Linked DNA regions of Mus musculus: region 2 is linked to region 1. The links are chromatin loops, found by intact Hi-C in ENCODE. Cell type or tissue: heart. All regions are shown on one strand. Each heading gives the region's core, and the rest is flanking DNA. Links, peaks and the distances in the headings are about the cores only.

Evidence for each region. Hi-C counts contacts between places; a loop is a spot of excess contacts. Peaks named below come from ENCODE experiments on the same cell type or tissue, not always from the same donor. Only the 100,000 strongest peaks of a DNase experiment are listed, where the experiment ranks them.
Region 2: it touches region 1 in a loop (4-fold over the local background); 4 of 42 quality-filtered maps call a loop at or near these places.

The regions. Positions count from the first base shown.
Region 1 is chr11:45,730,204-45,741,876 of GRCm38, forward strand. All of the region lies in intron 2 of Gm39816 (a long non-coding RNA gene), which reads right to left. Among named protein-coding and RNA genes, the nearest start is that of Gm39816, 17 kb to the right of the region's middle. In heart, for the core only: a CTCF peak has its summit at 6,638 (motif pointing left); a DNase peak (open chromatin) is centred at 6,518; H3K27ac peaks cover 397 bases.
Region 2 is chr11:44,579,434-44,591,106 of GRCm38, forward strand. 4930597A21Rik (RIKEN cDNA 4930597A21 gene) reads left to right here and starts at 6,884. Exons shown (of 4, transcript NR_126460.1): 1 at 6,884-6,917; 2 at 7,869-8,044; 3 at 10,401-10,634; 4 at 11,543-11,673. It overlaps Gm39815 (a long non-coding RNA gene), which reads right to left. Exons shown (of 3, transcript XR_879811.3): 3 at 11,666-11,673. In heart, for the core only: a CTCF peak has its summit at 6,784 (motif pointing right); no DNase peak of the experiment used is centred there.

The DNA of each region.
Region 1 (11,673 bases), core at 3,626-8,625:
ACCAACATTGTAAAAATGGCTATCTTGCCAAAAGCAATCTACAGATTCAATGCAATCCCCATTAAAATTCCAACTCAATTCTTCAACGAATTAGAAGGAGCAATTTGCAAATTCATCTGGAATAACAAAAAACCGAGGATAGCAAAAACTCTTCTCAAGGATAAAAGAACCTCTGGTGGAATCACCATGCCTGACCTAAAGCTTTACTACAGAGCAATTGTGATAAAAACTGCATGGTACTGGTATAGAGACAGACAAGTGGACCAATGGAATAGAATTGAAGACCCAGAAATGAACCCACACACCTATGGTCACTTGATCTTCGACAAGGGAGCCAAAACCATCCAGTGGAAGAAAGACAGCATTTTCAACAATTGGTGCTGGCACAACTGGTTGTTATCATGTAGAAGAATGCGAATCGATCCATACTTATCTCCTTGTACTAAGGTCAAATCTAAGTGGATCAAGGAACTTCACATAAAACCAGAGACACTGAAACTTATAGAGGAGAAAGTGGGGAAAAGCCTTGAAGATATGGGCACAGGGGAAAAATTCCTGAACAGAACAGCAATGGCTTGTGCTGTAAGATCGAGAATTGACAAATGGGACCTAATGAAACTCCAAAGTTTCTGCAAGGCAAAAGACACTGTCTATAAGACAAAAAGACCACCAACAGACTGGGAAAGGATCTTTACCTATCCTAAATCAGATAGGGGACTAATATCCAACATATATAAAGAACTCAAGAAGGTGGACCTCAGAAAATCAAATAACCCCCTTAAAAAATGGGGCTCAGAACTGAACAAAGAATTCTCACCTGAGGAATACCGAATGGCAGAGAAGCACCTGAAAAAATGTTCAACATCCTTAATCATCAGGGAAATGCAAATCAAAACAACCCTGAGATTCCACCTCACACCAGTGAGAATGGCTAAGATCAAAAATTCAGGTGACAGCAGATGCTGGCGAGGATGTGGAGAAAGAGGAACACTCCTCCATTGTTGGTGGAATTGCAGGCTTGTACAACCACTCTGGAAATCAGTCTGGCGGTTCCTCAGAAAATTGGACATAGTACTACCGGAGGATCCAGCAATACCTCTCCTGGGCATATATCCAGAAGAAGCCCCAACTGGTAAGAAGGACACATGCTCCACTATGTTCATAGCAGCCTTATTTATAATAGCCAGAAACTGGAAAGAACCCAGATGCCCCTCAACAGAGGAATGGATACAGAAAATGTGGTACATCTACACAATGGAGTACTACTCAGCTATTAAAAAGAATGAATTTATGAAATTCCTAGCCAAATGGATGGACCTGGAGAGCATCATCCTGAGTGAGGTAACACAATCACAAAGGAACTCACACAATATGTACTCACTGATAAGTGGATACTAGCCCAAAACCTAGGATACCCACGATATAAGATACAATTTCCTAAACACATGAAACTCAAGAAAAATGAAGACTGAAGTGTGGACACTATGCCCCTCCTTAGAAGTGGGAACAAAACACCCATGGAAGGAGTTACAGAAACAAAGTTTGGAGCTGAGATGAAAGGATGGACCATGTAGAGACTGCCATATCCAGGGATCCACCCCATAATCAGCATCCAAACGCTGACACCATTGCATATACTAGCAAGATTTTATCGAAAGGACCCAGATGTAGCTGTCTCTTGTGAGACTATGCCGGGGCCTAGCAAACACAGAAGTGGATGCTCACAGTCAGCTAATGGATGGATCACAGGGCTCCCAATGGAGGAGCTAGAGAAAGTACCCAAGGAGCTAAAGGGATCTTCAACCCTATAGGTGGAACAACATTATGAACTAACCAGTACCCCTGAGCTCTTGACTCTAGCTGCATATGTATCAAAAGATGGCCTAGTCGGCCATCACTGGAAAGAGAGGCCCATTGGACACGCAGACTTTGTGTGCCCCGGTACAGGGGAACACCAGGGCCAAAGGGGGGGAGTGGGTGGGTAGGGGAGTGGGGGTGGGTGGGTAAGGGGGACTTTTGGTATAGCATTGGAAATGTAAATGAGCTAAATACCTAATAAAAAATGGAAAAAAAATATAAGAGAAAAAAAAAAAAAAGAAAATACTATGGAACTACAAAAAAAAAAAAAAAAAAAAAAAACTTTTGTGTTAAAATAATAAAAGTGATGAGGGCAAATTAGCCCTGACATATATGAAAATATAAAATTACATTAATTAAAGCAACATAATACAGGGCCATAAATACACATGCTGGTGGAACCTAAAAATATATTGAAACTTAATATATGCTAAAGAAGTATTATTTCTAAAATGTCATACACACAATGGGTCGCCATTTAGAGGGGAAAAATCAAATCCACTCCTCTAACTATAAGGCAAAATAAATCACAGATGTAACAAATATTTAGATGTAAAATATGATAACCACAAAACTCTTCTAGAAAACAGTGAAAGAGATTCTTGTCTAGTCTTAGAGTTGGGCGGGGAAGGCCTCCTAACTAAGGCATGTGAGTCAGAAGTCAGTGAAGAAAACCACTTTTGGTTTGGTTTGAGACAAAATGTACATAGCACAGGCTGGAATGGAACTTGCCATCCTCCTGTCTCTATCTCCAAAGCACTGGGATTATAAGTGTGCACCAACACACTCAGATATAAAAAAAAAAAAAAACTCTTAAATTTGAATACACACACACACACACACACACACACACACACACACGAGAAAAAAATTAAATCTTTCACAACAAAGACTTTCACAGGCAAACTAGAGATTACATGATGAGTAAAACAAGAATCCACTTCGTAGCACATAAAGACCGCCACCAACACCTTAATGGATACAAACAAATGGTCCAGAAAACAGCAAGCTAAAGAGTCTTAAAACTTCTGTTGGGTGTGCTGAGCATCTTCCTTAATCCCAGCACTAGGGAGGTAGAAGCAGGCAGATCTCTGAGTTCTAGCCTCTGGAGTAAGTTCTAGGACACCCAGGGTTACCCAGAAAAACCCTAACTCAAAACACCCTGAGCCAAATTAAAAAGATTTTACCAATTTCATTTATTTTAAAAAAAACTCAATTTGTTTCCTTTTGTGCAGCCTTGGCTATCTTAGAACTCACTGTGTAGACCAGGCTGGCCTCAGACTCCGAGATCTGCCTGCCTTTTCCTTCTGAGTGCTAGGATTAAGGGTGTGGCCCATCAGTACCCAGCAGAAGGCTCAATCTTAATATAAGTATGGTTAAAGCTATAATGAAATGTCACTTTTTCATCTATCAAAGTGTGCACACATAGAAGCTTCATTTGTTTCTTGGTCTGAGACAAAGTCTTACTCTGCCAGAGTCACCTCCAACTCTGCATCCTCCTGCCCCAGCTTCAAGAGTTCTGGGACTATTGGTGTGTGTCAGCACATCATAATCTACCCACACAAGTTTGATATTCTGTGTTGCTAAGGATGCTGTGCAGCAGGTAACCTCATACATCGCTAGCATAAGTACAGAAAGCAATACTGACTGACGTTCTAAGTGTATGCACTGCGGGCAGTTCAAAAGCCCTGGTGTTACAAAAGTCAGCAAACTTTTCCTATGAAGGTCCAAAAAATAAATCCTTCACAATGTGGAGCCGTTGTGGTCTCTGTTCCAACAATTCTGCTGTCACTGTAGTGTGAAGTTAGCCCCCGATGTCAGATGTATGTCTGGGCATGCTGTGGTCTAATAAAAACGCTTATAATACAGACTGTAGATGGACATGGCCTAAGGGTCCTAGTTTATCAGCTCCACACTAGGATGCAGTAGGTACCGCAAGGGTAAGTACTTCCTCACTGTGACACAGACCACAGGCTCTCTCCAGTTACTTTCCTATAGTAAAACCCGTATGGCTAGTAAATGGATGTGAACACAGACTTGGGAGTCAAGGGTTGCATTTTGAAGCCCTCTTTGATGTTCGTGAGCCATTTAGCCAAATGTCTCCTCCCGGTCTGTAACACGAGCTGCATGTCCAACTTCTCGCTCATGTGCTGAAGGAAACTCTGTTGCTGCTACTCTGTTCTTTCTTCCATCCTCGATGAGTAAAGACAGCGACCAGGATGAAGTCACACACACTGTACACATAATGATGAAGCTGCCATCAGCCAGGATCCCCTGAATGATCTGAGTAGCACAGAGTGACTGAGCCCTACAAATACTAAAGAGTGTTTCAAATTTGACCAGAGGGGAGAGTCTTTTTTTTTTCTTAATAACCTCCTGAGAAGTTAGCGTTCCTGATAGAATGCTTAAGCAATTTTCTGTGAACTTTAACAGGATTAAGGTTTGCTCTGGGAAGCCAATTACCCACATGTCCAATTACCCACACACACAATTGCCAACTGTCAGTCAAGGTTCTACTGACCCTTAGCCAGACTTTCCGTTCTACATCTGACAATGATCATCTATCCACACTCTCCCTACCCCATAAAATGTCCCTGCCAAGTGTGAATCCGGGGAAGGGGCCACCCAGGTCATTTTGCTTATACTCTTAATTCTGATACGACTTTGGTACGTGCTTCCAAAGTTTTCTGCCGTCTTTTGGAATGCCTGGAACCCACAGCACAATCAGAAATAAATTCATTTCTCTTGGTGTCATTGAGATTTTTTTTTTATCTATTGCCTCAGCTAAATAAATCTACCATGCTAGATTCACACTTTAGAAACGTGCTTGAATTTGCTAACTGCTCACTAGGTGCTGAAGCCTACACTAAACACTTCCCATATATTAGCTGACAGACAACACTTCCCCACAGTGAAGATCCCATAACTAGGGCTGGTTACCCAAGCAGGAAGTGGCTCCACTTATGAGAGAGGTCATAGCAGCAATGACAATACCAGCCAGCATTTCCAGGATGCTCACAGTATGCCAAGCACCAGAACGAAACTCTTTAAACATTATTATTTGTAACCTCACAAAGATGCTCTTAAAAAAAAAAAGTTTAACCACTAGCGGTAAATTAATCTCTGGTAGGTTAATACACTCCATTTAGAAAAGACAAGAAAACCAAACGCTTTCCTAAGACAAATTTCTAATAATAAAGCTCAACCCAGTTCTCTTGCTTAGGGACAGAGAGAGAACATGAAGCTACTCTTAAAGGGGACATGATTTCCCAGGGGCACATTAGCACCATTGGATCAGAACTGGTGGGAGGATTTTTTTATACACACTTTCTAAGGAGAAATATTCTTAAAGACTGAGAAATACACGCATGCATACATGCATACACACACACATGCACACAGATGCACACACACACACGCACGCGCACACACGCTGGTTAGAGCCCTCTCAGGGATCCTTCAGGAGACAAAGCTTTGAATGTTCACTTCAAGATGCAATGCCCCTGCTCTTTGAACAAAGAAATCATCTCATATTGCCTCTGAAGACTTGGCTTGGTTTAAACTAACCTCAAATTATAGACATAGGAGGGAGAATTAGATTTTGATTTAAGGAACAGAACAGGCTGAATCGGAATGTTTTTGTAATCTTTCTCAAAGGGGATTAGAAGGTCTGGTGTATGCCTATTGGACCTCAGTGCGGCTGGATAGGTATTTTTGCTGGTTTTGTCTTGTTTTGTTTTGACTTGATTTATAGTCTAGGCTGACCTGGAACTTACTATATATCTCAAGTTGACCACAAACTCCCCCCTGAATATTAGAATTGCAATCTAGAATTACAGGGGTGCACTGCCATTCCTGACTTCCTCTGGTTTTCATGGGGGGCGGGAAAGGGGGGGGAGTTGGTAGGATTGGTTCCGTCTCATGGAACTTCGGAGTCAGGGGACATAGAAGAGGTCTCACATGAGACATCTGTATGACTGCAGATTGTTAAGTAAGTGAGTCGACACTGGAGAATTCTAAGGGCAGGAAATTTAGGACACCTGGAGCCTCTGAGTTCCTTGCTACCAGAAGGAAGAATCAATCCTTTGACACTGCAGTGTTGTCTGAGGTCATACCTCTATTTGCAGAGCGCTCCTCCAAAGGTTGCTGACAGAGTAACTGTGGAGTGATTAAGGACAGTCACTCTAAAGACATGCAGGGTTTCATGTTACCCTTCACTAAAATATAAGCCTTGAAAATGTGGCTTTGAACACACTCAGATATTTTTCTCTTCCCTATGGCAAATGTAATGAGACTATCTAATATAGGACTTGTTGAATGACTGAATTTATGTCTTGTACCTAATATTGGCATCATATCTGTGTTTGCCAACACCATTTAGTAGTTCTATTTAGCCAGAGCATCTTCAGTCATATCACACTATAGGCAGGATAGACAACAATCCTTGGGAGGCCCTGACACTGTCTTCTTGGAAGAATGCTCTCTATAAAAGGAAGGTCAAAACCCTGTGTGTGAGTGCACAGATCTGAGAATGGCCTTCCAGCAGACTCCTGGGTAGGCTTATACCCCAGGATGTAGCAGAGCCCAGGGACACAGAGACACGCTCAGATCTGCAGTCTTGGCACCCAGAGCTCTGAACATCCCTGACCTATGGTCCCTAGAGGACCACCCTGACTTTTGCAGAGATAGAAACAGCCTCTCTCTGGCACAGACTCCCAGATATAGGAGCCTCATTGGGCTAAGTCAGAATACAGCTTCAACAGCGACACCCTCTGGCAGCTAGAAGAAAAAGGCAGAATTCACAAATAACTCTCAGGTCAGAATTCTCAAGAGAAAGGTGTTTTCAGTCCCGATAGGTGAAGACCAGATTGGGTAAATGTTGGGAAACTAAATCTATTGATCTGCCTATTTCACAAATAATTATTCAAGATTTATCATGTGAAAGCCACCATTCAAAATACATAGGAAATCGCAGCAAGCCAGCTATCCAAAAATGTGTGACTATGATTCTATTGTTTGGTTATAGAGGAGCTCATCGAAGCCACTAGACAAAATTAAATTGTAATGTCAAGTTCTCTTTCATGTTCTTATCTCAGCATGCAACTTAACCCTGACCCTGACATGGGGAAACTCACACATGAGGTTGGCTATCCTCTGCCAAAAACTGGTCTCTTTGGTCTAACGAGTGACTGTAATTCTCCCAAGGAGAATACTCACCAGGGTTCAGACTGTACAAATGCAGTAGTCCCTACTGGCATGCAAATGGCCTTGTACACAGGACACACCATGTTACTGTCACTCACCAACATCTCTGTGTAACAGAAACAGTGAAGGAAAAAAATCTAAAGAGAGAAAAATCTAAGGGGTGGCCTTCAGAAAGATTGTGGTGAAATAATGTGGCATAGCATGGGGGAGAAAGCATGACAGTGTGGAGACCAAGAGGCATAGTGGGAGGACCAAGAGGCATAGTAGGAAGTGCAAGCGTCCTGCCAAGACATTAAAGAAAAGTGTAGAGAGACACAAAACCAGTTTTTCTTTTTTCAGAGTCACTGAAAGGAGAGACTAGAAGACTGTATGGTGATCAATAATGATTCAAATGACATCTCCCATTAAGACTACATGATTTAGGGGCTGGAAAGATGGCTCAATGGTTAGGAACACTGGCTGCTCTTCCAGAAGACCCAGAACTCAAACAGCCACTCACAACTGTCTGTAAAACTCCAGTTCCAGGGGATCCAACAGCCTCTTCTGGCTTCCACAATCAATGTAAATACAAGATAAACAGGTTTACATGCAGGCAAGATGCTCAGACCCATAGAAACAAAATTATTTTCTTTTTAGAAAAATGACTATGCACTTTAAAAATCCTTATTTTTACAAACACCTGAACCCATAAAAATGGGGATTCACTTTTTTTTTTCAGTAGGCAAAGTGGTTAACAAAATGGAGACAGTCTTTATTCAGCAGAGGAAGCTAACAGCTCTCAGTGAGGTTCTAATGAGTGAAAACTACAAGAAGCTTGGTAGGGTTCTGTTTCTTTCTGCAACAGTGTCTAACCTCTAACTCACAATCCTCCTGCCTCAGCCTCCCTTCACCATGTGCTAACTCCAAAGCTCTGGTTGTAAAAATACCTCTGAGAGGTACAGGAAAATGATCCAGAGATAATCCCAAGGTTTGGTCTAGCCAGCTGGGGTGTGAAAAACACATACAGTGTGGCCTAGATAACAGAGTTGCAAGATCTGTCTGAAGTAAGGGAGGGCGCAGCTGGCAGAGGACAGAGTGGGATGGGAGGTCTGTTAGCTGCCTCCTATGTGGTGTGTGCTATAAATCACGTCTAGTATCTCGTGAATTCAGTGTGTGTGTGTGTGTGTGTGTGTGTGTGTGTGTGTGTATTTAAGTGTTTTTGCATTCGTGTTCATGGACCTTAGGAAATAGTATAAGCACCAGCCCCACCACGGGAGGCAGGCAGCATCTGGGTTTCAGTTATTCAATGTTTGAAGAGCTACTCTTTGGGTTTCGGTAGTTTCTTAGGTTGGTTGGTTTTGGTTTTGGTTTGTTTATTTCAGTTTTGGGTTTTGGTTTTGGTTTTGAAAGTATAACAACGTAAAAACAGAATTCTAGGCCTTTAGGCCCAGGCTTGGGAATGTGGCCTTTGTAAAGGTATGCTAATCATAAAAAAGATAGCGACATTCCTCTACCCACCCGCTTCCTGGGTTCAAAGAGTGCTCATTCAAAGAAAGTCACCCTGGCCATTACCAGAACCTGCAATGCAAATGTGCTATTGTTAGAGGCTCTTAGAAGCTGTCTTGAGAGTTAACAATTACCAGGTATTCCTTGTGACTCTTGTAACTTTACACTTCCTTGTGACTCTTAACTGGTATCTTTGGTATCTTCCAACAACGCCCTCCCCACTTCCTTGAGTTTCGGTTTCTTCCTTTAAATACCCCCTTACCCAGCTACTCGCCACGGTCCTCTACCCCTGCGTGGTGTATGACCATGGGCCCGAGAGCGCTCTTGAATAAAAATCCTCTTGCAATTTGCAGCAAGACCTGTTTCTTGTGGGTGATTTTGGGGTGTCGCCTCTCCTGAGTCAGAACGTGGGGGAGCCCTCACATTGTGGGTCTTTCAGTTTCAAAACAGCATTTCTCTGTGTATCCCTGGCTGTTTTGGAACTGACTCACTCTGTAGACCAGGCTGGTCTCAAACTCAGAGATCCAAGCATTCACCACACCGCCTAGCTGGGGTTTTGGTTTGGTTTGGGTGTTTTGGTGTTTGTTTGTTTGTTTGTTTGTTTGTTTTGTAATGTAATAAAAAGGTTTTGATATCCAAGGATTTTGTGGAACAATAATTAATCACCATTGTATATTCAAACATTGGGCCCCTGCCAGCTGGAAATGAAGATCATAAGTTCCTATTTATAATATGGATGTGACTATACCTGGCAAGTCTAAAGAACTACACCAATATCACCTCTAACAGGGATGAAAAGATTGAAGGAACCTGGCTGAGAAACACGTGCAAACCACAGAGCCTGGAATCCTGAGCTTCCCAACAGGACACTCCATAGACTCCAGCTCTCAGCAGGCTGCAGAGGTAGCATTGGGTGGCACTACTCCTTTCTCTACCTTTCAAATTCTGGCCAAGTGAACTTTCAAACTCAGCAGTTAAAAAAAAAAAAAAAAAAAAAGCAGAGTGTTCTCAAAGAATCCCTGGAAGACTCTTTCTCACCATGCGCACTGCTAACATAGTTCATCCAAAGAGCGTTCGTGATAAGTTGAATTTGAATACAGTTTCTTGGAAAAGAATCCAACTCATAAAGATACAGTCTCACAGATTCAAGAAGCACATCCTCACATCCTCCTTAAGTTATCATTTCTACAGGATTTGACGCCCTTAAGAGCTCCACTCTTAGTCCAAGATGGACCAGCAGCAGCAGCCACTCACTTACACTGAAGGGCTAATGGACGAAGGCATCCAATATGGTTTTGTGGCTTTTCCTTTCCACAAACATGCTTATGACTTGGTCAGTCAATTATCCCCCTGACTCCTATATCCATTTACAGTAATTCCTATTACAAGGGGGTCCACCTCTTGCACTAATGGCAGCTTCAATGATTAGCTCAAGGTCCCTCACTACTATGTTTAGCTACTCTGTGTCAGACCTTCAGGACCTCTCTTAGTGCCATGGGAAAAAAATAGATCCTTGAGGAGCTATAATTGCTACCATTACTCCTCCCACATCCACCTCAGAAGCAGACAGAAATCAACATGGGTGACAGCCAGCAAATGAATGCTGGGAACAATGGCTTCTGTTGCTTTGTCTATGAGGCATGTGCTGCACACAATGGGATTTATTCAGCACCAGGCCTGTCCTAATTATATTTTTCCCTAGTAATATTTTTTTCACTGATTTAAATCATTTCGTCCAGGCTGCTGTCCCAGACTACAAAACAGACACAGCCACTACAAACTACATTATAATAGATGGTTCTATCATCACATAGAATTCTTTGTGTCACCTTCTTTCAGTGGGATAATCCCAATTCATGAGAGCTAGAAGATGAACATCCAACAAGGATGAAGGAAGAGCCCAAAATATGTCATATACAAGATAGAAGGGGGAAAATAATATGAAATTATACCAGAGCTTAATGCAAGAGATATGGCTAGTGGTGGGTTCCCTCTCCACCAATCCTGACTTCTAAAACCTAAAAGCAGGGTGGGGATGGAGAAGAGAAGGGAAATTAAAAGTAGAATTCCCACCTTGATGCTCAAAGTGTAGCCCACAGACAGCAGCAGTGGTGTTACCTAAGAGCATGTTAGAAACACAGAATCTCGGGCCACATTCAGATCTATGGAGTCAGAGATGCATCTGATAGAAATAAAATGCAGGTTAATAAAGGGAGCTAACATGAGATCTCCCTTCAGAAGAACTTTAATAGGAGGGAGAGACTGGTGACCATAGGAGCCATGGTCAGTCTCAAAGTGGGAGAGCATTGTCAGGGATGGAGTACCATACCACAAGGAGCGTGATGGGGCTTGAAGAAAGAGGGAGAGAGCCAGGCCCCCAAAATGAATGCAGGATTTCTGACTCATAAGTTCCCTAGAGTGGGTAGGCAAGCTTCCCACCAAGTGACCCCAGCCTACATGACTCCTGACTTGGAGGCAGCGTACACTAGAGGAAACGTAGTTTAAAGTTGCTACTCAGCTATTAAAAACAATGGATTTATTAAATTCTTGGACAAATGGATGTATCTAGAGGATATCATCCTTAGTGAGGTAACCCAATCACAAAAGAAGTCATTAGTTATGCACTCACTGATAAGTGGATATTACCCCAGAAACATAGAACACCCAGGATACAATTTGCAAAACACAAGAAAATCAAGAAGAGGGAAGACCAATGGGTGGATACTTCATTCCTCCTTAGAATAGGGAACAAAATACCCATGAAAGGAGTTACAGAGACAAAGTTTGGAGCTAAGACGAAAGGATGGACTATCCAGAGAATACCCCACCCAGGGATCCATCCCATAATCAGCCACCAAACCCATACACTATTGCATATGCCAGAAAGATTTTGCTGAAGGGACCCTGGTATAGCTGTCTCGTATGAGGCTATGCCAGTGCCTGGCAAATACAGAAGTGGATGCTCACAGTCATCTATAAGATGGAACACAGGATCCCCAAAGGAGAAGCTAGAGAAAGCACCCAAGGAGCTGAAGGGGTCTGCAAACACTATAGGTGGAATAACAATATGAACTAACCAGTACCCGGGAGCTCTTGTCTTTAGCTGCATATGTAGCAAAAGATGGC
Region 2 (11,673 bases), core at 3,979-8,978, 1.2 Mb before region 1:
AAACGATTTCATCCCACAGTTGTTTTCTGCATCCTTGCCTATAGACACATCCCTTTTCTTTAGCATACTTGTATTGTCATACAAAGAACTGATTATTATACAGATACATATTCTAAGTATTCAGCAGCCTCTGGTGACTAATATCAGTTGTTGTTTTGATGAAACTCAGAGTCACCTGGGAGATGGGCCTCTGGGAAGCCTGTGGGAGATTTCTTGATTGGGTTAATTGAAGTGGAACGATCCACCCACCGTGGGTGGCACCATCTCCTAGGCTAGAATCCAGGACTGTATAGCAGAGGAAGTGATCAGAGCACAGACATTCATTGTTTTTTGTTTTGTTTTGTTCTTTTTTTTCCTTTCCTGACTTAGATACAGTGTGACTAGCTGCCTCAAGCTGCTACCACCTTGAGTTCCCTACCATGACAGAGTACCCCTCAAACTGTGTAACAAAATATCCACCTCCCCTTCATTAGGTTGCTTTGTCAGGGTATTTTATCCTAGCAACATGAAAAGTAACTAAAACCCTCTCATAGCAAATGTCGGTCACCAGAATGTTCTACCAAGCTGTTGAGAGGTTAATCATGAGGTCTGTCTCCTGTAGTCTGGAGAGATGGATGCCATTCAGGTCGCCATGGTCCTCACCCACCCTTCTTTGCTCTGTTCTATTACCTGTAACATTTGAATCTGAAAAGTCAGTCTTCCACATGCTTTGGGATTTCTTCTTAGCTTTGTTTGTTTGTTTTTAAAGACAAGGTTTCTCTGTGTAGCCTTGGCTGTCCTGGAACTCACTCTGTAGACCAGGCTGGCCTCGAACTCAGAAATCCACCTGCCTCTGCCTCCCAAGTGCTGGGATTAAAGGCGTGCGCCACCATTGCCTGGCTCTTCTTAGCTTTTTTTGTTTTGAAAAACATCACCGAAACAAAGCCCATGGGAAGATTAAGAGAAAAACAGACAGACAGACAGACAGACAGACAGACAGACAGACAGAAGTTGGCAACAGCTGGGATATCTCCAGGAAAATGATTAAGAATAAGGAGATAATAAACCTGGAAAGAGGATTATGTGTGTGTATGTGCATGTGTGCACACATATGTGACTAACTTCTACAGTTTATTTTCCTTTAGTGGCAATAGCTGTATGTGGCTATTGGCTGCCACATCAGAATTATTAGTCCTGATTATCACAGAGCAGAAATGATTATGGGGTCAGTGTGATTTGATGTTCTGATTTTATTTTTAAATTAAAAAAATGGGAATATTGAGTGTAGTGAAATCCCTTTTGTTCATTTAAAATGTTGGCTCTACTTCTAAAATGCTGCAAAATCCAAACAATACTGGGAAACTTTTGGTGGGATAAACTGTGACTTGCGACCATCTGCGGCTGCCTTCTACCATGGATTCAAGGGCAGCCGAGGGCTAGCCTGGCCTAACTCATCTATTTCATGAAAGCACTGATGTTGGTGAGAATCAGAGGGTACAGTTGCCCTGAAGGGTATGTCAGTTTATTTGCACCAATGAGAGATGGTTGGTTAAATGTTTGTCCCGGCAAAGTGTATGTACATCCTGCCCCACGCTGTCCTGTTCTGTCTCATTATCCTATGGAAGTGCACAGCAGCTGGAGTTCAGCCTGAACCTTCCGGAAAGGAGAAAGAGTACACACATACCAAGGCACAGCCAGGGAACAGCCAGAGGCCCGGAGCTGTTTGCCCATTCTTTATGACAGCCACTAAATCATATGACTATTTAAATACCATTTCAAAAATCAAAACTTCATTTCATCGTCCACCTTAGTCATGTTTCAAGCACCCGGTCCTGATGCTACAGATGCAAGGTACATCCTCCGATTCAGAACACTTCACAGACAAACTAGGGCACGGGCACGAGGGGAGAGAAGGCAAAAGGAAGGAAGCAGGGGGCGGGGTGTAGGGTGGAGATAGTCGGGGCCTTTGAGGTCATGGAGGAACTGGGGTATTGTGTTAGGAAATCTGAGCTTGATGTAGAAGATTGGATTCTTAGGAGGTCCCTGTTGTTTGGTGGAGAATGTAAGGCCTGCAGCCCTTCCAATTGATTGGAAGCTAGGAACTGCTGACGAACTCTGGCAGGCTAGGCAAGAGGTGGGTCAGGTGTTAGTCGTCGTGTATAATAGCGCCACCTACAGAGCAGCTGCTCAGAGCAGCAGCCAGAGAAACTGACTTTTCACAGTGGTTAAATAAGCTGGAAGAGCCGGGCGTGGTGGCACACGCCTTTAATCCCAGCACTGGAGAGGCAGAGGCAGGCGGATTTCTGAGTTCAAGGCCAGCCTGGTCTACAAAGTGAGCCCCAGGACAGCCAGGGCTATAAAGAGAAACCCTGTCTCGGAAAAAAAAAAAAAAAAAAAAAAAAACCCGCTGGAAGATTAAAAATGTAAAGATGTGTGTGTGTGTGTGTGTGTGTGTGTGTGTGTGTGTGTGAGTGTGTGAGTGTGAGTGTGTATATGAGGTCAGTTCTCATCTCCCACCTTGTTTTAGACAGAGTCTCCTGCATCCTTTATGTACCAGGCTTGCAAGCGTCCAGGGATTTTGCTGCCTCTGTCTCCTATCTAAGTGTAAATGATGCACTGGGGTTAAATACACAGGCCAGTACTCTCAGATTTACATGGGTTCAATGTTAGGAAAAATATCAGCTCAGGACCCTCAAGACCAAGTTCTCAGCACAGAGGACATTTATTTACTCTTGAGGGACAGAGGTAGGAATAAGAGACAAATACAGGGGATAGAGGATGAGGGAGAAGGGGAGGGAAAAGGGGGCAGGGGTATTTGTCTCTGAAGGCAAATACAAATACAAAGGACTGCCTCTGGGTAGAATGGAGAGAGATGTGGCACATAGGAAAATGGCAATTTATAAGTGTACAAGGGGAGACCCCATGTTATGACTCTGGCCAGAGTCCCTACATTCTGGAGATCAGAACTCACGGCTTCATGCTTACAACTGCAGTTCTTTACCCATGAAGCCGTCTTCTCAGGGCCCAAATGGTCATTTTAATTCATGACTATTGAATTCTAAGTCCCGGACCATTTTTTCTTTTCTTAAACAATACCTACTCCCTGGAAGCAACAACAAGAACAAGCAATGGAGAACGAGAGTCTCCGGGTGGAGGAGTGGGGTGGGATGGAAGCAGAACACTGAGCCCCATCATGCATTGGTCCCAAACCACCCCAAATGTCGTGTCTGGCCTAGAGACAGGTCAGCCAGCACACTTGCTCCTGTTAACCCTGGGTGGGGGTGATTTAAATGCAGATGATATACCGGACTTACAGGAGGGTAGATTCACTTAAGAGAATGTAACATAAGCCAGTATTTGATGGCCAAATTAGTTCTCTTTTGGACCATCACCCTATATCCCCACATCCAATAAATCCCATTCCCAACTAGTATTCCCTCTTTTTTTAAGGTGGCAAGGATTGCACTTCAGAGCACACTTTAGGTTCGCTCCCAGCTCCCCTTAGTCAAAATAAAAGGCGGGTGGTTGGGTTCAAGGCTAGGACTCTGCCTGGATATCGTCTTCTGTACATCACGATATTATCTGTGTGAGCTTTCATACACATGTGTGTGCCTTTGAGGGATTTTTCAGACAGCCTGGGAATCTCAACTAATAATGTATAATAGATTTCCTTGACTAGCAGGGTAATTCCCTAATGAAAAGAGTCACACTTTACCTCAAACTATTCAGAGTCATGAAAAGAAATTGAGGCTCTGCTGCTTTGAAATTCTCAAGTCTCTAGACACGAGTGTAGTTTTTACCCCTTTATTTTGGTTTGGTTGTTTTCTAACAAAGTATTTTAAAATTCCTTAAAATCTCATTTTTTTTTCCTCATTGGCCAACTTTTATTTTATATAATTTCAAACTTACAGGAAAGTTGCTAAATCCTTACCCACCCTTCAACTGTGGTGGACATCTAGACACATTTGCTTGCTTGCTTTAAAAGAATCCTTTTTGGGGATGTTATGTGTATGAGTGTTTTGCCTGTATGTGTGGTGTGTGTGTGTGTGTGTGTGTGTGTGTGTGTATGTGTGTGTGTGTGTGTGTTGAGAGAGAGAGAGAGAGAGAGAGAGAGAGAGAGAGAGAGAGAGAGAGAGACCGGTGCCCACAGATGCCAAAAGAGGATGCCAGATCCCTTGCAACTGGAGTCACAGGTGCTTCTGGACCCCACGTGGGTGCTGGGAATTGAACCTGGGTTCTCTGCAAGAGCAGCCAGTGCTCATAGCCACAAGCCGTTTCTCCAGTTCTCATATTTGCTTTCTGTTTCTCAACAAAACATACAGAACCTTTTGAGAATAAGTACAAACATAATGTCCCTTTGTCCCTAGTATGTCTGTGAACATTGACTAACACACTATGTGTCCCTTAGGGTCCCCACTTGTATTACAGAACTGTCATAGTCCTGTGATCTTCTTTGCTTAGACTGCTTTCTGATACTTTTATAACTTGCACAACATTAACATTTTTTTGAAGAAAAAAAACCCCAGTGCCGAAATGCAAATCAAAACAACCCTGAGATTCCACCTCACACCAGTGAGAATGGCTAAGATCAAAAATTCAGGTGACAGCAGATGCTGGCGAGGATGTGGAGAAAGAGGAACACTCCTCCATTGTTGGTGGGATTGCAGGCTTGTACAACCACTCTGGAAATCAGTCTGGCGGTTCCTCAGAAAATTGGACATAGTACTACCGGAGGATCCAGCAATACCTCTCCTGGGCATATATCCAGAAGAAGCCCCAACTGGTAAGAAGGACACATGCTCCACTATGTTCATAGCAGCCTTATTTATAATAGCCAGAAACTGGAAAGAACCCAGATGCCCCTCAACAGAGGAATGGATACAGAAAATGTGGTACATCTACACAATGGAGTACTACTCAGCTATTAAAAAGAATGAATTTATGAAATTCCTAGCCAAATGGATGGACCTGGAGAGCATCATCCTGAGTGAGGTAACACAATCACAAAGGAACTCACACAATATGTACTCACTGATAAGTGGATACTAGCCCAAAACCTAGGATACCCACGATATAAGATACAATTTCCTAAACACATGAAACTCAAGAAAAATGAAGACTGAAGTGTGGACACTATGCCCCTCCTTAGAAGTGGGAACAAAACACCCATGGAAGGAGTTACAGAAACAAAGTTTGGAGCTGAGATGAAAGGATGGACCATGTAGAGACTGCCATATCCAGGGATCCACCCCATAATCAGCATCCAAACGCTGACACCATTGCATATACTAGCAAGATTTTATCGAAAGGACCCAGATGTAGCTGTCTCTTGTGAGACTATGCCGGGGCCTAGCAAACACAGAAGTGGATGCTCACAGTCAGCTAATGGATGGATCACAGGGCTCCCAATGGAGGAGCTAGAGAAAGTACCCAAGGAGCTAAAGGGATCTTCAACCCTATAGGTGGAACAACATTATGAACTAACCAGTACCCCTGAGCTCTTGACTCTAGCTGCATATGTATCAAAAGATGGCCTAGTCGGCCATCACTGGAAAGAGAGGCCCATTGGACACGCAGACTTTGTGTGCCCCGGTACAGGGGAACGCCAGGGCCAAAGGGGGGGAGTGGGTGGGTAGGGGAGTGGGGGTGGGTGGGTAAGGGGGACTTTTGTTATAGCATTGGAAATGTAAATGAGCTAAATACCTAATAAAAAATGGAAAAAAAAAAAAAACCCCAGTGCCAATAGACAACTTCCCAATTGAAACTCCATTTTCTTTCTTTCTTTCTTTCTTTCTTTCTTTCTTTCTTTCTTTCTTTCTTTCTTTCTTTCTTTCTTTCTTCCTTCCTTCCTTCCTTCCTTCCTTCCTTTCTCTCTCTCTCTCTCTCTCTCTCTTATTTTCTCTCTCTCTCTCTTTCTTTCTTTCCCTTTTTTCTTTTTTTCTTTCTTTTTTTTGGATAGGCAGGGTTATATTTCAGGACATTTCTCTGGTTCACACTACACTTCCTTTATTCAAAATTAAGCGTGATAGTTGGGGTTAAGGCAAGGGCTCGGCCTGGATACAGGTTGTGTAAAGGTTCAGAGGGCTCGCTTTGTGGCTCAGAGGCAGAGCAATAGCCTCACATGCATGGCACCCTAGTCCAATCTCCACTGCAGCAAATTAGGAAGCTTTAGATATACTCTGTAATTAATGTAGAACTGTAATCTACGTCTGACACTTCAGATACAGATGATGTCATCTATACCTGAGTCAGCTCATGAAATCTAAGACTCTGGATGATGTAAGAATTAATTAATAAAAAATGGGAGTATAGGGAAGGTTCCCTTTTTATGTTAAAATCCTAATGAGTAAAATTAGAGTAAAAAATGACAGCATTAGGTTACTATTTTGCAACTGTTACTTCATTGAGGTTTCAAGCAAAAACATCAGCTTTGCAAACTCGAACATTGTTACTCCATGAATCCCTTATTAATTAGAAGAGAATTCACAGCAGCTTTCTAAGATGGAATCTTGGTGGTCAGGACCACTGTAACCAAACACTCAATATAACCAGTGCCATGACAAGCCTTTGTCATGTGCCTTTTGCTATGATTTGAATATATATATATATATATATATATATATATATATATATATTCTTCAGCATATAATCCTATATGTGGGATTACTGTTCAAGTATATCTCATAACCATAGCAGACAAACTCAAACTAGGGAACAGTGTACAAAAGAATATTTCTGCTTTCATGGTAAGCCTGATTAAATCAAAGGTCTTCTAGACAGGTGCACTACCAAAGATTACCACTAGATGTCACCATGGTCCTGCAGTTTGTTCAGTTTTCCAACTGCCTTTGTGGGTGCATCCGTTGTTCTTGGATTCTTAAAGCAGATACATTTAAGCAATTCTAACACACACAGACTTGGAAAGACCTACAAATTAAGTAAGGTTAGAGGTAATGGAGGTGGAGAACGAAGTTTTAGATTAAGTTTGTGTCTACCATTTCATACTGTGGACTGGGTGATTCCTGCTGACCCCCAGGCCCTGGTTTCCTTATGTGTAAAATGATTAGGGTAAGCTTTAAGGTAGGGATTAGGGTAGCCTTTAAGCTGATATTTTCTGATTGAAAGTGTTTCAGTGTTCTTACGAGAAATTTTTCTCTGGACCACTCTGGACCCATTACTGTTTACTCTGTCAGCCTGCCCCTCCCTCTGCCCCACACCCCCTTATTTTTTTTTAAATTAGATATTTTCTTTATTTAAATTTCAAATGTTATCCCCTTTCCTGGTTTCCTCTCCCAAAACATCCTCTCCCCCTCCCCCCTCCCCCTGCTCACCAACCCACCCACTCCTGCTTCCTGGCCCTGGCATTCCCCTATACTGGGGCATAGAGCCTTTACAGGACCAAGGGCCTATCCTCCCATTGATGACCGACCAGGCCATCCTCTGCTACATATGCAACTAGGGCCATGAGTCCCACCATGTGTTTTCTTTGATTGGTGGTTTAATCCCAGGGAGCTCTGGGGGTACTGGTTAATTCATATTGTTGCTCCTTCTATGAGGCTGCAAAACACTTCAGCTCCTTGGGTACTTTCTCAAGCTCCTTCATTGAGGACCCTGTGCTCCGTCCAATGGATGACTGTGAGCATCCACTTCTGTATTTGTCAGGCACTGGCAAAGCCTCACAGCAGACAGCTATATCAGGCTCCTATCAGCAAGCTCTTGTTGGCTTCCACAATAGTGTCTGGGTTTGGTGATTGTATATGGGATGGACCTCCAGGCCCACACCCCCTTATTTATCTCATTTGTGTTTATCTCTGTTTATGTAAATGGAAGTAAAGAGATCTCAATAATGTTACAATCACAAATGTAAACCTTTTCCCTTGCATAAGTAGAAGGTACCCAGAGGGAATAACTTAGAGACTGTAGATATGATCCAGTGGATCAGCCAGGCAAGAGGACTGGCTGCCAGTAATTCCAGAACCCGGGACGTAAAGATCCCCTTGGCAAGTTGGCTAGTGAGACTAGCCAGAATTGGAGACCTTTAGGGTTAAAGAGAGACCCTGCCTCCGTAAGTAAGGGGGGATTGATTGAAGAAGACATTTGCCTTCAACTCTGGACTACCACATTCATGCGCACACACATGCACACATGCACCACCATACATGTGCAGCCACACATATGTGACCATGAAAATATAAACACATACTGGCTCCACACATATGTATAAATACACACCCCTCCATATATATATTAGAGTGGGGTAATTAAATCTGACCTAGGTACTATGTGCTGAAGGTCAGGGCCTGGCACTTGCTGTGTTTTTGTCCTGTGTTTAGAGTTACAGAGTATTAAAGAATACTTACAGACAGACTAACCCTGAGACTTTCCTTAGGCAGATGGCAAGAAAGTGGAGACTGAAGATCTTTCTCTTAGGACAGTTCAGGATCACTGAATACTGTAGCCACAAGACAGATCACAGCGCTGCATACACCAATCACAGTGCTGCATACTCTGATTAGCGTTCTATGTGCTGATGGCAGTGTGTTATTCACTGATCACAATACTTCATGTATTCATTACAGCGCTTTATACTCCAATCACAGTGCTTCATACATTGATCACAGCATGCCACATGCTTATCTCAGAGCTTATACACCATCGCAGACCACATCAAGGCTTCACTGAATTGTCCTTCCCAGTTCTCTTGTCTTCCTCCTTCCCTCCCCCTCCTTCCTCACCTAACTCCTTTTTTTCCTCCCCTCCACTCCTTCTTTCCTCCATAATTTTCAGTGTTTTTGGTATATATGGGAAGATGTGATTAGAAGCAGTACATTATTAATCATGTCCCTCCATCTCTACTCAATCCATATTTTGCTTTAGTTTGGTATCCGTCTTGGTGTTGTGTTGCTTTGATTTCCTTTCATGGTTATGGTGATGTGTGTTTGTCATCCGTCTTCTGCTATTTAAAGTGCCCACTCCTCTGTCTACACAGAAGATATATAGCCCTCGCTGTCAGTGTCAAGCAATTATACGCCACCAAATGGCCTGTGATTTGGCATCTCCTCCTGATAAAGGCTTACGACAGATAGGACGAAGCAGAGGTCAGGAGTTCCGCTGAGTACAACCTGAGGAGATTCTTCAAATTGCTTGACTTTCATTCGAGTCCCCCAGGACACCATCAGAAAACTGGTCCCCCTCGATTCTGGTTGCAAAGCTTTTCTTCTTGAGTCTTCAGAGAGATTCTGAGTGAAGGTTTGGGAGGCCGAGCCACCGAATTGCACTCTTAACCCCCAACATCGGCTCAGCCCTTTCCAGCCTTGAGTAATTGGTTATAGTTACTCATTTGCTGGCCACAATTAGCATAGCAAATTATTGGAGCAGAGACAATTTCTTAGCTACCCCAGGTTACTAAATAATTTAAAGAGGGGGAAGACAATGGATTCCCATCAAATATGCTGTGTTTTCTTTATGCCATTAAGAAACACCATTCTAAGGTAAGAAATGTGATACAGCAATGATTTTCTGGTTTTATAAAAGTGACTTTTTAAAACCCGTATTCTCTCCCAGCCCGATGGGTTTAGCAAAGCTGAGAGGAGGGTCTTCCTGTTCAACAAAACAGCATGTTTTCCCTCTAGCTAGAGATATAAAGAAATGGGGGCTTCTTTGCAGAAGAAATTTTCTGCAAAACGGTTGATTGTAAATGAGCAAGAACGTTTTCCTATCTTGAATTCCACACTCAATCCACTCTCCTTCATGTCCTGAATTAGGTGGAGAGCCCCAAGTTTCCCCCGCCCCCAGCCTCATCGCCAAATTTACACGTGCAGGAGTAGATACCAGGGTTCATCCGAGGCACTGAACATGGAAATAAAAATGTAAGCCCAGTGGTAGGTAGGCAGAAACAGGAGAATCTGTGTGAGTTCAAAGGCATCCTGGGGCCACATAATGAGTTTCAGATCAACTTGGGGGTACAGCGTGAGGCCTCATCCCACAAAAAAACCAAGCCAAGCCAAACCAAGCCAAGCCAAGCCAAGCCAAGCCAAACCAAACCAAACCAAACCAAACCAAACCAAAACAAAACAAAACAAAACAAAACAAACCAAACCAAAACAAAACAAAAACCACCAAGACCAGGGCTGAAGAGATGACTCATTCATTGGTTAAGGTCGCCTGTTGCTCTTGTAGAGAACAGAGTTCTGTTCCCAGCACTGAGAAAGTGGTTCATAGCCACCATTATTGCTGGCCTCTGAAGGCACATAGACACACAGGAACACACACACACACACACGCATGCACACACACACATATGCACACACATGCACACATATGCACACACATGTACACAGTGTACACAGACAGGCACACACTGGTACACACACATATAAATGAATAATAAAATAAATCTTGAAAAATCCATTCCCTAACAGAAGTGTTTTCTAGCAGAAAACATATTAAGCTCTTATGAAGAATTCTTCAGGCTTCCTTGGGTCCAGTTTGTTACTGAAGAGGAGCCATGTTAAGACTTCACGACCCTCCTTGTATTCCTGGTTCCTACCCCTGCCCAACACCTTGACTCCAGCAATTCGTTATGGATGGACATCGTCTTCATAGGGGACAGCCTTCCTGGCAACACCCCTTGCAGGGGTCCTCTGAACATCACTGTAAGTTCTACTGAGCTTGTTTGTGGAATCCCGTCTCTGCCAGCCTGCCTGCTCACACTGTGGAGCCCTGCAGGGTCTCTGCAGTGCATCTGTGTCGATGGCTTCTGAGGAGGAAGATTAGATTTGTCTTTATCCGAGAACCTCAGCACTGATGGAGAGTCTAAAGGTCCCATCATCATCTCATTGCGGGCCAGTTCCCTGCCATATCGGCTTGCTGTGTTGCAAGGAACAGAAACCAGCCTTGAGCCGGTGAACTGGGAAGGGTATCAGTGTTATGGAGGAAATTAAATAGCTACAAACCAGACTGAGGAGCTCAAGCCCCAGAGAGAGCTGGACAATTACTCATGCCAGCCCTCCAACAGGATATTTATGGACTTTAAACCCACCAGGCAATTCTCTGGGCAGCACACCAACATTTCACACCCTCAGGCAAAAATGCTATGCTAGGTGACTTGGGGTGGTCCCCAAATCCTACAGTCAGTCAGATTACCCCTCCCCTCCCCCATAGAAACAGCGAGGTTGCCATAGAAGCACCCACTTTGCCCAGTCTTCCCAACCACACCCTGCTGCAGAGAGGTGTTTTAAGGCTGGGGTTGGGAGCCGGGATCTGTGTGGCCCATCTTAGGTCAGACGACTTCAGCCGGAGGCATTATGCTGACAGCAAAGATTAGCATGAGAGGAATACCAACTCGAGTGATAGGGACTGTGTGCACTCTTCAGGGGCTCTGGACAAGTTCTGGCAGTTGCAAAGCCATCTTTCCCTGAGGAGAATTTAGCTTCCCGTGTTTTTTGTTTGTTTGTTTGTTTTCTCTGATGGTTAGTCCTTGCTCCATATTCCAAAGGGCATTACAAGGGGGATCCTCTGGGGGTTCTTAAGTCAGCATGCCAATTTCTGCTTCCTCTTTCAGGGGTTCCAGGATCTGATTCGCTATTTTCTCTGCTTGGGATGCTCTCATCCCAGTCTTTACATACAATGATTTGGGCATCTTCAGAGATGAAGAAGAAACTAGAGTTCTGGCTTCAGAAGGAGACTCTGCCT